Linked DNA regions of Mus musculus: region 1 is linked to region 2. The links are chromatin loops, found by intact Hi-C in ENCODE. Cell type or tissue: heart. All regions are shown on one strand. Links, peaks and the distances in the headings refer to the core of each region. The heading gives the core; the rest is flanking DNA. Region 1 holds the start of BC055324 (cDNA sequence BC055324). Region 2 holds the start of Kifap3 (kinesin-associated protein 3).

Region 1 (8,340 bases), core at 234-8,233, 220 kb before region 2:
AATCCTACACACAAAATAAATAAAACATTATGATTTAAGGTAGAAAGTTTGAGTAGGACTATTTAACAGTCTCAACTTACCTATAAAGTGAGGGTCATTATTGAGGTTATAAGTATTAAATAATAATATTATGTAACTTTTATTAGCTGTGTATAAATAAATGCTGAGGACACATTAGCTTTCACAACTGGGAATAACAAAGCATTATTAAATAGGGGGTGACATACAAGACTATAATTAAGTAAAATACTATACAAAAATGACATGTCATCAGGGTTCCAATAAATATCACATTAAGTCCAAGATATAGTGTGATTTAGGGTCCTCCAAGAAAGAAAAAGTTTAGATAACACACCAGTATCACATCACCAGACTGGCTCTGAGTGAGGCACCTGCTCCCAAGTAATGATATAGAGACTTATTGATGAAAGTGTGGTCTTAGTTGGTTTGTTCCCAACTAGATCGTGTAACTTAAATTAACCTGTTTATACTAATCTACACTCTGCCACAAGGCTCTGCCATGTGGCCCATTACCTTTCATCAGTGTGAACATCTGTTTGTTCCTTCATGGATGGCTGGAGAATGCCTCACACCTGATTCTTTCCCAGAGTTCCTTTCTCTGCCAGAAGTCAAGCCTATCCTCTCCTGCCTAGCTCTGGGCCATTCAGTTCTTTATTAAAACAATCAGAAACACCTTCACACAAAAAGATTTTTCCCAACACAGTAGATCTCAATTTTGGAAGAGATATGAAGATATTTGTACCAGAGTCAACCAAAGCAGTACATTTCCATCCCCGCTTTCTTTCTTGAGGATCTTATAGCCCAGAATCTGAAGTCATCCTTCCCTACTTTTCCTCTAATCAAGGTCCCAGGGTCTCATACTTGGCTTACAGTGGTGAGAGATTAACTTCAAGTATTGTTCCTCCCATTACCACCTATACACTTGTAGTTGTTGTTGAACTTTTGGGTTGGGACCTAGGTTCTCCTGCACGCTAGCAAATGCTCTACCACAGAGCTGCATCCCCAGCCACTTTCACACTCTGTAACAGATTCATGTTTGTTTTTCTTAATGCAAATCCAACTGCCTAGTATGCTAACACTTTGACATACGCAAATCAATAAACATCTTCTGAGTTAACACAGGCCTTGGACCAGACGCTTGAGGTCAGTATTATTCAGGGATCCAAGTCCGTATCAAAGTCTGTATCGATCTAGCCAGGCACTTCAGGGAGACAAGGAACTAACAAAGGCTGCAGAGAGATTCATAAACTTGTCAAGAAATGGGAGTATTCCCTCGGAACATGTTTATGGAGTGTTAGAGATTGTAGAAAGATCAAATAGAATGAGGATGGAGAAAGAACTTTTACACAAAGTGATTCAAGAGCTCATTAAATTCTCAAGGAAACTTGTAGTTTTACATAGAAAACATGAGGCTACTACTTCTATACTTTGCTTATTATTTCAATAAGTAAATTAAAAAAAAAAAACACCAAACCGTAATTTCAGAATAACAATAAAAAAGAAATTGAACAGTCACAAATTCTGGGGTATTCTTTTTATTTCATTACGCCATTCGGTGCATATTAACTGGGGTGCTTAAAAGTCATCTCCATTAGAAATCTCTTTAGACCTTCATCAATTACTTCAAGTGTTCGAGTCTCAAATACACCCTTTTCTTCTACAAACTTCTGGAAGAGATGAACGCCACCACCAACACCAAAATAATGTGCTTTGCTGGCCAGAAGCACCCGGCCACTCCTACTTAATAGCCTGAGGAATGTTTCATGCAAAGTGCTGTAATAATCCGGATTATAAATGGTTTCTGAAGTGAGAATGAGGTCATATTTCACAAACAGTTTTTCACGTAATACAAGCTTGCAAAACTCAGCCCACTCCCCAGAGAACAAGCGACATTTACAGATTTCTCGGCCTACTTCTGACTTCCTTTGTCTTTTCCCATCTGGCTCATTTTTGCCATTGCTGTCATCTTGCAAAGGGACATTAGCAACTACATTAGGTAAGGTCACCTCATCGATCACCAAACCGTTGTAATCTTGAAAATGAACTTCCCTAGCCCCTCCTTTGGATGCAGTTATCCCAAGCAGCCCAGACCCACAGCCAAGGTCTAACACTTTCTGCCCAGCAAATTTCACTTTGGCTTTTGTGAAGTAAGTCAAGAGGTCAAAGGTGCATTCCCAGATTTTCAAGCCTCCTTCATAAACACCTGGGATCAGATCAGAATGAGAAGAAAAGCTCTTTGAAACGATGTTTTCTCCAGGGAATTTCTCTTTCAAAGAGACGGTTTTCACTACTGCTGTGTTAGCATGCTGGGGACCTGGCAACATTTCCAAAACCGTATTTTCTAAGACGTGATTCACATCTTTAGGCATCACATGTTCTTTAGCAGGTTTCCAGGAGGGCTGGTGTTTACAAGCTTCTGGGTCATCTGACCTGTCAGCAATAGGGGGTGGGCTGCCAGTGTCTTCAGAGGAAGCTGCATTTCCCAGTGAGGAGCATTTCCAAGAGTGATCCCGAGGCAAGCCCGGACGTTCTGTAGATTGCCTTTTGTCCTGCTTTCCTTTCTGACTTTCTAAGACACAAGTTCCATCATCGAGGGATGTTAATTTATTTTCCAGATCTTCTTCTATGCTGAAATTGAATTGAAAGGCCATCCTCTTTTTCTATGCACACCGTTTTTTTACCAAAGGATGATGCTTCAGCTTCTAGAAAGAATTTAATGGCATAACCGATCACACAGTCGATTAGTTCTGTTGCGCCCAATGTCTGTTAGCTGCGTATACACCATCAGATGTATTCAGAGGGGGCTCCAAAGACGTTTTAGACGCCTTTGATCCTTTTTCAGTTCAGCCCTGGAAAGGGAAGGGGGAAAAGAAAATGTTTAAAAACAAAAACAAAAAAAGGCTGTGTGTATGCGATTTAGCAAAATGCACAGATGCCTTAAGTATTCAAAAGTAGAAGATAAAACATAAAGACAAACAAAAGAATAGCTATAGCAGCTACCACCTTCACCAGAACAATAAACCCCAAGATTTGTAGACAGGACAGCCTAGCTACCTGCTGCCTGGTCTTTTTTTTTTTTTTTTTTTTTTTGGTTTTTCGAGACAGGGTTTCTCTATAGCCCTGGCTGTTCTGGAACTCACTTTGTAGACCAGGCTGGCCTCGAACTCAGAAATCCACCTGCCTCTGTCTCCCGAGTGCTGGGATTAAAGGCGTGCGCCACCATGCCCAGCTTCCTGCCTGGTCTTTTAGTTGCCTTGTGCTCAGGCATCTTCACCTTCATCTTCCTAAATTTCTGACGCATCTACAGTAATTATTTTCTCTTTGTTCACAGTGGCATCCAGGTTTGTTCCTTCATCTCTGCCTCGCAAAAACAGTTTAAGGTTTTATTTGGGTAAGTAGGGTATCCATTTTCAAACACACACAGGTGTGTGTGATCTGGTGTGTGCAAACTCATCCAAACGGTACATTTATGTGTACGTAGTTCTACACCTTATGTGACTGGAGGGATGAATAAAGACTAGGACTGTGGAAAGTATAATCGATTGTATAGAAACATTTCCGGCAATATGCCAGACCATAACACCCGTTTTAATTTGCACATTTCTGGACGGTGGGATCTCCGTTCACTTGGCAGGAGCCGTAGGAACGGAAGCACGCACGCCAGTAAAATCATTCCTATTCTCGAACGCACCTCACAGGGGAGTAGAGTCATTCCTGGCCTCAGCCCAGGTCACCCTTGAAACTACGCGTCGTCTCAAAGTCCCCCCGGACTGAGGATAGCAAACCTGAGGACTTCTGGTCTCAGCATTGGAAAGTCAGACGCCAGGGCGAACAAACTACCGGAGAAACTCGCCTTCAGCCTACGGCGAACACCAACGAGATGAGTCCTCCAATAGCTAGAGAGGGCCCCGACGCTTGGGGGCGAGAGTGCTCCTCTCTATGGTTTGGTGGGGGCGGAGCTCTCTCAAAGCCTGCTGGGACGGCGTTCCAAGCTGTGGCGGGAGTCGTGCGGATTCGTTCGTCTCTCGGGGGTGGCGAAAGAATGTCGCAGGACGATGCGGAGGTGGCGAGCGGGGTCGTGCTGGAGGAACTCAGCAGCTGGTCGGAGGAGATGTGCCGTCGGGAGCTGCCTTCGGTGCTGCCCCGGCTCCTCATATCCTTGGAGGGCGCTGAGCGGGGGGTGTGTCGCGAGCCTGCTCCGCCCTGACGCGGGCAGCCTGGGATTCGAACTCTGTTTTGTTTTGCGAGGTGATGGTTAAGGGAACGAGGACAACCGTGGGTTGAGGGGCTAGGCGCGCCTAGCATTGTCGGACGATTGCGACTGGAGCGTTTGAAAATGATGAGTGCTCTCATGCCTTAAGTTTAGTTCTCTGTTCCTAAGTTTGCCCGGTCGGTCGCACTTGCCTAAGTGTGGGAGATGCCCGCGCTGGTGCTCAGTATCTGGATGAAGCGTGAGAGCTGAAGGATGTAGTTGTAGTTCTTCCGTGGTACCACATCTTCAAAGGATGGTCTGTAAACAAAAATGCTTTTCCCCTTTCGAACCCGTTTCCCTTTTAAGTTACAAGGCGGTGCTTCAGGTATTGGCTTTAATCGAGTTGTAATTGTGTGGAGTTAGGTGCAAAGAATAATTATGTAATGCTTTTGTGTTTGTAATTGGAAGTCGACTCCCTTCATGTAAAAGGTGATTTTAATTTTATGATTTTGATCATACCTTCTATTTAAAATTACACACACAGAAACAGACACACACACACCCCTCCAAAAACTGAAAATACCATTACATTTAGTGAAAGTTCAAACCTTGCACGAATGATGTTTCATAGTATAACTTAAGTTCTCTCACACTGAAGTCATTCCTTAGACATTAGCAAAATCCAACGTGGTGCTGATGACCGTTTTTAAAGTACTCCGTGTGTGGATATGGAATTATTTTGCTTTTTAGATGGTAGTCCTGACTGGCCTGATACTAGCTATACAAAACAGACTGGTCTTGGGTTTGCAGTAATCCTGAGTTTGCAGTGCTGGAATTTTTGTGTGTCAACGAGAAGGGTTGTTTTTATGGAATTTCCTCCTGGAAACAACTGTTTTCCTACTCAAAAGATGTTTATTTATGTAATGTGTGTCTCAGACTGCTAGGCTTAGAGGGAATGAAGATATCTGTTATTTACCCTCCCCTCAGTATTACAGGTACCACACTACATTTAGAGTACCATTTCTACCTTACCTTGCTACCTACTGAAAACGCAAATCTCATTTCCAGGTTTTCTTCTGTAAGTAAACCTTGAACACTCTTTTTGCAACCAGCTAATTATGATTTCTGATTCTAAATTACTCCATGAATCTACCTGTCCCCCACTGTGATTCTAATCTTTACAACCTGTACTAGGAATATTTTTTTTATTTTCTACATAGTTCTTCTATAATACATTCTTAACAAAGTTTAGAGTAAAAACAAGCAAACAAACAAACAAACAACTCCAAACCTCCCTCTTTTATATGTGGCTTAATTTTAAAAACACAGTCTGAACTTGTCTCCAAGGTTCCCTATAGTTTGAACCTGGCCTGTCCTTCATACATAATGTCCTTACATTCAGTCCACCAATCATCAGGCTGACCTACTTCAGGGTCTTTGTTCTCAGCCCAGCTTGTTCTCCAGTCTTTTCAACATCTCATTCTGGGCTTCCTCAGAGTTACTTTCTTACAGGAACCTTTTTATCAATCTTTTTTTGTTTGTTTGTTTGTTTTGTTTTTTCAAGACAGGGTTTCTCTGTGTAGCCCTGGCTGTCCTGGAACTCACTCTGTAGACCAGGCTGCCCTCGAACTCAGAAATCCGCCTGCCTCTGACTCCCAAGTGCTGGGATTAAAGGCGTGTGCCACCACACCCGGCTCCTTTTTCTCAATCTTAAGCAGTCCTTGAAACCTTTAACTTTTTTTTTTTTTTTTAAGGTTTTGATTGCTTTGTTAAAACACTATGATCAAAATCATCTTGGGGAGAAAAAGCTTTATTTCAGCTTGAGTGAAGTTCCATATCACAGTCCATTATCAAAGGAAGTGAGGACAGGAACTCAAGCAAAGCAGAGACCTGTGGAGAAGGACTGCTTTCTCCTCAGTCTATGGAGGAGGACTGCTTACTCCTCAGTCTGTGGAGGAGGACTGCTTGCTCCTCAGTCTGTGGAGGAGGCCTGCTTACTGGCTTCCTCCTCGGCCTGTGGAGGAGGACTGCTTACTGGCTTGCTCCTCAGTCTGCTTTCTTAGCACCCAACGCCACCAGCCCAGTGAATACTGCTCAAAGTGAGCTAGGCACTTTCACATCAGTCATCAAGAAAATCCACTTCAAATCAAGTGAGCAAAGCCCACACGAACTCAGAGACTGAAGCAGCAAGCACGGCATACACAAGAACCACACCAAATTCTCTTGTGCATGTATTCCAGCTTTCAGCTTAGTATTTTGATAGGACGCCAGAGTATGTGAACAAGTGGGTCGGAGTATTATGCTTTCTCTTGGGCTCTTTTTCTTCTGTTGGCTCGCCTTGTCCAAATTTGATTTTTTTAAAATCTTACTGTAATTTATTTTGTGTTTTCTTATCTCTGAGAAGCTTGATATTTTCTAATAGAGACAGAAAGGGAGGATCCTGATGGGAGGGGTGCTGGGGAGGAACTAGGAGGAGCAGAGGGAGGGGAAACTGTAATCAGGATATATTGTTTTAGAAAAGATTATTTTCACTAAGGATCGGGGAATGCACTATAGACTTGCCTTTAGGCAAACGTTATGGAGGCATTTACTCAAGAGTCCCTTCTTCCAAATGACCAGCTCATGTCAATTTGACCTAAGACTGACCAGCACACTATTACATTTATGGTGCTGCTTACAGTTTCCTGGAGACCATTTGATCCTTAAAAGAACTTATTTGCCTATCCACTTTTTTTCTTAATTGCACTGCTAAGTACAGAAGCAGGAACTTGCTTTTATCCTTACCACTGAGAATAGTTACTGGCACATATGTATTCAATAAAAATGCCTAGGTGTTGTTACCAAGGTGACTCAGTGGGTCAAGGCGCTTTGCTGCCAAGCCTGATAACCTGAGTTCAATCCCTGATACCCACAAGGTAGGATTGCTGCAGGTTGTTCTCACAGTGCCCACCTCCCCACACAAAAATGCCTAGGTGTCTCAAATAAGTAGTTTTCAGTATAGTAGTATTTACTTTCATTATGTACAACAAATGGAAGAAAAGTGAAGTAGATCACAATCTTATCACTTAAAATTAGTTTCATGCTTTTCTTCTTATATATTGCCCAGCCTGAATATTTTCAGGCTTATAATGTAATTGTGGAGTAGCAAACTTTCTGAATTTAAACTGGAATTGGTCCTGTTGACAGATTCTACCCTTCTGAACAGAAAAAAATAATTGGGTTACTTCATTGCATTTGATTGCACTTATAAAATATGCAGAGTGAAAGTTCAGAAGAGAGAATTTTGTGATGTTTATGAGTACCCATTTTCTTGACATTGTACAAGGGTTCTTACTACTTTTACAATAAAATATTTCTAAAAATTCTCAGTGATACACAAGTGTAATTTGTACTGTGTCTATCATTACCTCTTCTATTGGATATCTAGTTGTAACAACTTCAAGCTCCTCTATGCAGAAGATTTTCACTGGGTAAGGTTGGTAAGATAGGTGTGTAAGTAATATGTTAGTTAATGGAGATACAAGTAGAAGTGTGAAGGAGAGTTTCTGAAACTGAAACTTGGGATTATTCAGTGCTTTCTTCCATCAGTCATATGTGCTTCATGACTACACTGAGTTGGAAAGTTCCTTAACCGTAAGTAATTAGGGTTAATATCCTTAAAATATTTTCACAAAATCTTTGTTCACTTGATAAATGTTAAGTTTTCAAAGGTAAAAGAAAGCCAGGGATTTGGGCATAATTTCAGTCTCTTAGGGTTTATCAGCAAATTTTAAGCACTCTTTTTAAATTTATTCCTTAATTTATATTTTACTCTATGTATCAATGTTCTGAAAGTTGGATTGAACATATCCGTAAGTAAGATTATGTTGTATATGTGATAAGTATATGAATGCCAGTAGACTTTACAGGTTTATATTACCTTCAGATTTAACCTTTTCTTTATTGTAACTTCAGTAACTTCCTGTTACATAAAATGAGCCAGTTCCTTCCAATCATAGTGTTTTTAAGTTTTAAATTCCATTTTTGATGATGTATAAGCACAATAAAAATTTTAGTGTTATGCTGTGCTGGGACCAAGATTGGGTATTGTTATACCATGTCAGCCTGTTATAACGTTTGGCCTCTTA
Region 2 (8,340 bases), core at 182-8,181:
AATTTACATGGAAACAAAGACCCTAAACAACAAACATAATCTTGATAAAGAGCAGCAATGTTGTGGGACTCGCCCCACTCAATGTAAACACTCCCAATTGAAGCAGTACATTATCAGCTCAAGGAATAGTCATATTAATAGTGGATTAGGACTGACAGTGCAAGATATGACCTATGTTTACAGCCAGTTAATCTTCAACAAGGATGCTCCAAGTATCCACACAGAGCAAGAACAATCTCTGACAAACGATGCTAAGAAGATTAGATATTCTTAACCACCATATACAGTAATTAACTCCAGTGGAGAAGAGACCAGCATTTAAGACTTTAAACTATAAAACATAAGGAAAAGCTTCATGACCTTGAATTTAGCAATGGTTTCTTAAATACGGTTTCAAAAGCCACAGTAAGTATTAATAAATTAGACTTCAACAAATCAAAATTGTTGACAGTACTGACATATTCAAGACAGTAAAAAGACAACCAAAGGCTGGGACAAATGTTTGTAAATTGCATATTTAATAATGCCATATATATATATATATATATATACACACACACATATATATATACATATATATATATACATATATATATGTATATATATATATATATATATATTTCAGTAACCACTTTTTCCTAAAAAAGAAAGACAAATGACCAAAGAGGATGAAAGGAGCTCAATTTACTTCGTAATTAGGAAATGCAAATCAAAACAGAATAAGACACTACTTTACAGCCCTTAGAATAGCTACAATTACAGAGCAAACACATGAAACACAAAGAGAAAATAACAGGCAAAGTGTGGGAATAACTGGAGCCCTCATACATACGGGGGAACATATAAGGTACAGAACTGAGGAAACCTCCCTGCTGGTTCTTCAATGAGTCTAACAGGGAATTTCTTCATGTTCCTGTATGCCAAGCTTATATGACTGAAGAGAGAGAAGTGTTCAACAAAACCTTGTCATGTTGATTGTCAAGTTATTCCTAACAGGCAATAGGCACAAACCCCCTGAATACCTATCAACACTCGGTCACGAACAGCTTATAATATATCCATGCAATAAATATTATTCAGTAGTTACAACAAAGGAATAAAGTGTTATAGCACACTATATATAGTATAGCACAATATAACAAAAGTGAAACATAATTATACACTGTGAAAAAAACTGAACAAAGTATCATATATATCAAATCCAGCAAGTTCATGCCTTTTCCATTATGTCTGTATGTCTCATACACACACACACACACACACACACACACATATATATATACACATGCAATATATATGTGCAATATATATCATGTATGTGTGTATGTAAATATACACATGCTAAGGCAATGCAAACTTAGACAAAATTGAACAATGTTTTTAAAATCTTTTTCCAGATTATGACTAAAACATCACAGTGAGTAAGTAGATCAGTTGTATTGATTGTTTTCTAGATGATGTGGTTTTAAGAGGGTCCACACTAGTACAATGACTCTAAATAAAACCACATCTGACACACCCATAGTATATGAAAATCAGCAAATGCTACAATGGCAGCATGTTCTTTAAAACAACCTTCGGTTTAAAGTTGAAATTAGAAAGTGTACTGTATTTGACAGATAAAGAGTGTGTGTACAGGAGTATGGGAATGGGCACATGTGTATATGGTAACAAAATGACGTTAGAATGAGTACTCTGACCATGTATTTGTTTTTATTACATATTCCTTTTTACAAATCTCTACTGAAAGTCTTCTCATTTGCCTTTTCGTTAAAGATATAAAATGAAAAAGACAAAGCACTGTGTTCCCTTGTCTTGTACAAGCAGTATAGTTGATTTATCTTACAACTATTTGACTATGTTCAAGAATCCACTACCACTTGCAAGATTATTTCTAATTTCTTGCAAGATATGGCTAGAACCCTATCAAGTAAGGGAAAATACACTTAACAAATTTTATTAGGACTTAATGTCACCACCTAACATGCATGGTTTTTCTCTCAAAAGTATTTTCATACTTTGTCCTTATGTCCTTCAGAAAGTATTATCTCTCATTTTCAAATGAAGTAATTATGTCCAAAAAACCAAATCTATGTGCTCTTTGCAGTGGATTAGCAACAGAGCTTTAACGAAAAATAGAGACTCTACATTAGCATTTTAAAAGATTTATTCACTGCTCCCTCACAGTTGGTTCAGTGAGAGGTATATTTTTCTAACCATGGGTGGTCTTATTTTTCTACAGACATTAAGGAATCTCACAAAATTTCCTTTTTCTTGGTGTAGCTGATATCATACATATGTAAAAAAAAAAAATAGTAGGCTTTCGCATGCCAAGGTCTTAATAATAATGAACTTCCTACAGAAATTATACAGTGTATGTGACCGTCAAGTGAGTAAAGTGGACCAAGACCAGCTGACTGAACATCTCAATCCAGTCTTGCATAAAGCAAAAACCACCACGTCCGTCTTTATTCCACACACCCCACCATGATTTATGAATCTCAAACTGAACACAAATTGGTGATGTGACAGAATTCATTTCCAAGCTTCCATGGGATTTATCTATTGAGGAATCCAGGAGAGTGGGGCAGAACAAAAAACAAAACCTAGGAAATATGGGATTTATCTCGCCTAACCTGCCTCTTAATGAGGTTATAGATTAATGTAGCAAGGACATCATCAGATGCTGTCAGGACACCTCCAAGCCAAAGAGGACCTCGCGCCCCCGCAGGGCCCATCCTTTATTCCACCCCATCATTTTCTCCTCTTTCTTTCCTTCCCTGCGTCCCACCCCTTCTCGTGTCTAGCTCTGCCCCTGGACATCCCATGGTCAGCCGGGAAACACCTAAGGACCTGCTCAGGGCGGAGCCCGGGTCATCACCTTTTGAGGTATCTGGCGTCCTCGCCTTGCATGGCGGCGGCGGCGGCGGCAGCGGCGTGGGGAGAATGGGAGTGTCTGAGAATCTGGGAGGGCTACTTCCGGAGACCCGGCCAAAGTACCCTCAAAGCAGAGCGGTGACAGTCCCAAGGCCTGCAAGGCGGGGCGGCGGTGGCGGTGGCGGTGGCGGCGGCGGCGGCGCAGCGGTTACCACGGTGAACCCGCCGGCTCCTCCCACTGCTCCTGGGCCCCAAAACACTGGAGCAGCCCAGACCCGCCCAGAGCCGTCAGGGCCGAACTCTCCGCAAGGCGCATGCGCTCACGCGACAGCTACAGTCTGCGCAGGCTCAGGGTGAGGCTCCTGCGACAAATCTGACGCTCCCAGGAACAGCGCAGGAAGGGTTTGGTACTGATCTGGGAGCCTGTGATTTAGAGGCATATTCCTGGTCACTGCCCCCTGGAGGATGGGAAAGGAAGAAGCATTGCAAGCTGCAAAATTGGAACGTAAAGTCCTTAGCGTGAAAGGAGACAAGGTAACCAGTGAACCTTCTAGCTAACTAATGATGGTGATCAGACTAGCCTTTGACAACAACTTCTTTGGTGGAGCTTCTATTTTGGAACATGTAAAAGGTTCTGCATTGATTGCACTGAATTCTAGCTGGTGGAAATAGTCTGTGATGTGGATTGGATCAACTTTGAAAGTGGCATTTAAAATCCCAAAGTAGAAAACACTCCCTTCCATTATAACAAGCCAACTTCTGAACTTCCAAATCGTCCACTGATTAACTTTAACTCAAGATTCTTGAGAAATTGTTTCTTCTAAGGCAAATAATTGCTGACAATTTGGAGAGAGAAAAGAGCCGCTTTTTAGCCAAAGCAAGCTGTCTGCTCTGCTTTGAGATCCTTTAACCTGTCCATCACCGTCTTCTGGTATCACATTGTTAGCCATTCCTTCAAAAGAGTTAATAGTGATAGATTTTTATGCATAAAATGTCATGCAGAGAGACATTAAAGAGATGTTTTATGCCCCTACCAACTCACACCAATTAAATTTATTTCTGATAAAGTTGTAACTATTCTTTCAATTTATCAATAAGGAATTCCAGGCAAACTACATTCTCCATATTTATCAAAGTCTTCTTAACAAACTGTCACAAAGTTCTGTCTTATCGTTAAGGTAGTCATTATCTGCAGCTTTTTCTCTCCATCCACACTCTGATGATTAGTCTAATCGGTTCACACATGGGATTCTTCCTAACTGGACTTTCTATTTCAAATATTGATTATTCAAACCAAGGCAAAAAATGCACAAATTATCGTTCACAACATCTTTAACAATAAAAGCAAGGCACACTACTTTAAAGCAGTGGTTCTCAACTTGTGAGTCATGACCTCTCTGTGGGTGGAAGGACCCTTTCACGAAGGTCTCTAAAGTCATTGGAAAACACGAATATTTACATCAAGAGTCATAACAGTAACAAAAGTACAGTAGTTACGAAGTGGCAACCAAAATCATTTTATGGTTGGGGGTCACCACAACGTGAGAAACTTATTAAAGGGTCATAGTGTTAGGAAGGTTGAGAACCACTGCTTTAAAACTTCTGTAAAGGCTGGCAACGAAGCCTGCCTCCACCTCTGAGAATGTGAGTTCTATCTCTGGGACCCACACCATGGGAGGAGAGGAAGCTACATCTGCAAGTTGTCCTCTGACTTACACATGTGTCTGGTGACACACCACACACACGCACACACACACACACACACACACACACACACACACACACACACACACACGCACAGCAAAATAACTAAAAATATCTTTTTAATATAAAGCCTTCATATACCTAAACTTAAAAGATCAAAATATAGTTTACATTCAAATGAACATATTAAAGATTCTTGCAGAGGCTGAGTATGACTTGGAGGCCAACCTAGTCTATGTAGCCAGTTCCAGGTCAGTCAAGGATAAAAAGCAGAACCTGTTTTTTTTTTTTCCATTTTCATTAGGTATTTAGCTCATTTACATTTCCAAAGCTATACCAAAAGTCCCCCATACCCACCCACCCCCACTCCCGTACCCACCCACTACCCCTAGTTGGCCCTGGCGTTCCCCTGTACTGGGGCATATAAAGTTTGCGTGTCCAATGGGCCTCTCTTTCCAGTGATGGCCGACTAGGCCATCTTTTGATACATATGCAACTAGAGTCAAGAGCTCCGGGTTACTGGTTAGTTCATAATGTTGTTCCACCTATCGGGTTGCAGATCCCTTTAGCTCCTTGGGTACTTTCTCTAGCTCCTCCATTGGGAGCCCTGTGATCCATCCATTAGCTGACTGTGAGAATCCACTTCTGTGTTTGCTAGGCCCCGGCATAGTCTCACAAGAGACAGCTACATCTGGGTCCTTTCGATAAAATCTTGCTAGTATATGCAATGGTGTCAGCGTTTGGATGCTGATTATGGGGTGGATCCCTGGATATGGCAGTCTCTACGTGGTCCATCCTTTCATCTCAGCTCCAAACTTTGTCTTTGTAACTCCTTCCATGGGTGTTTTCTTCCCAATTCTAAGGAGGGGCATAATGTCCACACTTCAGTCTTCATTCTTCGTGAGTTTCATGTGTTTAGCAAATTGTATCTTATATCTTGGGTATCCTAGGTTTGGGGCTAATATCCACTTATCAGTGAGTACATATTGTGTGAGTTTCTTTGTGAATGTGTTACCTCACTCAGGATGATGCCCTCCAGGTCCATCCATTTGCCTAGGAATTTCATAAATTCGTTCTTTTTAATAGCTGAGTAGTACTCCATTGTGTAGATGTACCACATTTTCTGTATCCATTCCTCTGTTGAGGGGCATCTGGGTTCTTTCCAGCTTCTGGCTATTATAAATAAGGCTGCTATGAACATAGTGGAGCATGTGTCCTTCTTACCAGTTGGGGCATCTTCTGGATATATGCCCAGGAGAGGTATTGCTGGATCTTCCGGTAGTACTATGTCCAATTTTCTGAGGAACCGCCAGACTGATTTCCAGAGTGGTTTTACAAGCCTGCAATCCCACCAACAATGGAGGAGTGTTCCTCTTTCTCCACATCCACGCCAGCATCTGCTGTCACCTGAATTTTTGATCTTAGCCATTCTGACTGGTGTGAGGTGGAATCTCAGGGTTGTTTTGATTTGCATTTCCCTGATGATTAAGGATGTTGAACATTTTTTCAGGTGCTTCTCTGCCATTCGGTATTCCTCAGGTGAGAATTCTTTGTTCAGTTCTGAGCCCCATTTTTTAATGGGGTTATTTGATTTTCTGAAGTCCACCTTCTTGAGTTCTTTATATATGTTGGATATTAGTCCCCTATCTGATTTAGGATAGGTAAAGATCCTTTCCCAATCTGTTGGTGGTCTCTTTGTCTTATTGACGGTGTCTTTTGCCTTGCAGAAACTTTGGAGTTTCATTAGGTCCCATTTGTCAATTCTCGATCTTACAGCACAAGCCATTGCTGTTCTGTTCAGGAATTTTTCCCCTGTGCCCATATCTTCAAGGCTTTTCCCCACTTTCTCCTCTATAAGTTTCAGTGTCCCTGGTTTTATGTGAAGTTCTTTGATCCATTTAGATTTGACCTTAGTACAAGGAGATAAGTATGGATCGATTCGCATTCTTCTACACGATAACAACCAGTTGTGCCAGCACCAATTGTTGAAAATGCTGTCTTTCTTCCACTGGATGGTTTTAGCTCCCTTGTCGAAGATCAAGTGACCATAGGTGTGTGGGTTCATTTCTGGGTCTTCAATTCTATTCCATTGGTCTACTTGTCTGTCTCTATACCAGTACCATGCAGTTTTTATCACAATTGCTCTGTAGTAAAGCTTTAGGTCTGGCATGGTGATTCCACCAGAAGTTCTTTTATCCTTGCGAAGACTTTTTGCTATCCTAGGTTTTTTGTTATTCCAGACGAATTTGCAAATTGCTCCTTCCAATTCGTTGAAGAATTGAGTTGGAATTTTGATGGGGATTGCAGTGAATCTGTAGATTGCTTTTGGCAAGATAGCCATTTTTACAATGTTGATCCTGCCAATCCATGAGCATGGGAGATCTTTCCATCTTCTGAGATCTTCTTTAATTTCTTTCTTCAGAGATTTGAAGTTTTTATCATACAGATCTTTCACTTCCTTAGTTAGAGTCACGCCAAGATATTTTATATTATTTGTGACTATTGAGAAGGGTGTTGTTTCCCTAATTTCTTTCTCAGCCTGTTTATTCTTTGTATAGAGAAAGGCCATTGACTTATTTGAGTTTATTTTATATCCAGCTACTTCACCGAAGGTGGTTATCAGGTTTAGGAGTTCTCTGGTAGAATTTTTAGGGTCACTTATATATACTATCATATCATCTGCAAAAAGTGATATTTTGACTTCCTCTTTTCCAATTTGTATCCCCTTGATCTCCTTTTGTTGTCGAATTGCTCTGGCTAATACTTCAAGTACTATGTTGAAAAGGTAGGGAGAAAGTGGGCAGCCTTGTCTAGTCCCTGATTTTAGTGGGATTGCTTCCAGCTTCTCTCCATTTACTTTGATGTTGGCTACTGGTTTGCTGTAGATTGCTTTTATCATGTTTAGGTATGGGCCTTGAATTCCTGATCTTTCCAAAACTTTTATCATGAATGGGTGTTGGATCTTGTCAAATGCTTTTTCTGCATCTAATGAGATGATCATGTGGTTTTTGTCTTTGAGTTTGTTTATATAATGGATTACATTGATGGATTTTCGTATATTAAACCATCCCTGCATCCCTGGAATAAAACCTACTTGGTCAGGATGGATGATTGCTTTAATGTGTTCTTGGATTCGGTTAGCGAGAATTTTATTGAGGATTTTTGCATCGATATTCATAAGAGAAATTGGTCTGAAGTTCTCTATCTTTGTTGGGTCTTTCTGTGGTTTAGGTATCAGAGTAATAGTGGCTTCATAAAATGAGTTGGGTAGAGTACCTTCTACTTCTATTTTGTGAAATAGTTTGTGCAGAACTGGAATTAGATCTTCTTTGAAGGTCTGATAGAACTCTGCACTAAACCCGTCTGGTCCTGGGCTGTTTTTGGTTGGGAGACTATTAATAACTGCGTCTATTTCTTTAGGTGATATGGGACTGTTTAGATGGTCATCTTGATCCTGATTCAACTTTGGTACCTGGTATCTGTCCAGAAATTTGTCCATTTCGTCCAGGTTTTCCAGTTTTGTTGAGTATAGCCTTTTGTAGAAGGATCTGATGGTGTTTTGGATTTCTTCAGGATCTGTTGTTATGTCTCCCTTTTCATTTCTGATTTTGTTAATTAGGATTTTGTCCCTGTGCCCTTTAGTGAGTCTAGCTAAGGGTTTATCTATCTTGTTGATTTTCTCAAAGAACCAACTCCTCGTTTGGTTAATTCTTTGAATAGTTCTTCTTGTTTCCACTTGGTTGATTTCACCCCTGAGTT

What was found. Peaks named below come from ENCODE experiments on the same cell type or tissue, not always from the same donor. Only the 100,000 strongest peaks of a DNase experiment are listed, where the experiment ranks them.
Region 1: a loop joins it to region 2, with 3 times the contacts of the local background. A loop is called at or near these places in 2 of 42 quality-filtered maps.

The regions. Positions count from the first base shown.
Region 1 is chr1:163,990,444-163,998,783 of GRCm38, reverse strand. BC055324 (cDNA sequence BC055324) reads left to right here and starts at 3,988. Exons shown (of 24, transcript NM_201364.2): 1 at 3,988-4,174; 2 at 8,025-8,064. The coding sequence starts at 4,064. Mettl18 (methyltransferase like 18) reads right to left here and starts at 3,895. Exons shown (of 2, transcript NM_027279.3): 1 at 3,713-3,895; 2 at 1,541-2,870. The coding sequence starts at 2,672. The coding sequence ends at 1,584. In heart, for the core only: a CTCF peak has its summit at 3,928; a DNase peak (open chromatin) is centred at 3,943; H3K4me3 peaks cover 2,399 bases; H3K27ac peaks cover 1,379 bases.
Region 2 is chr1:163,774,444-163,782,783 of GRCm38, reverse strand. It overlaps Kifap3 (kinesin-associated protein 3), which reads right to left and starts at 3,201. Exons shown (of 20, transcript NM_001305643.1): 1 at 2,882-3,201. The coding sequence starts at 2,913. It overlaps Gm51663 (predicted gene, 51663), which reads left to right and starts at 3,244. Exons shown (of 2, transcript NR_165475.1): 1 at 3,244-3,411. In heart, for the core only: a CTCF peak has its summit at 3,339 (motif pointing left); a DNase peak (open chromatin) is centred at 3,213; H3K4me3 peaks cover 1,392 bases; H3K27ac peaks cover 922 bases.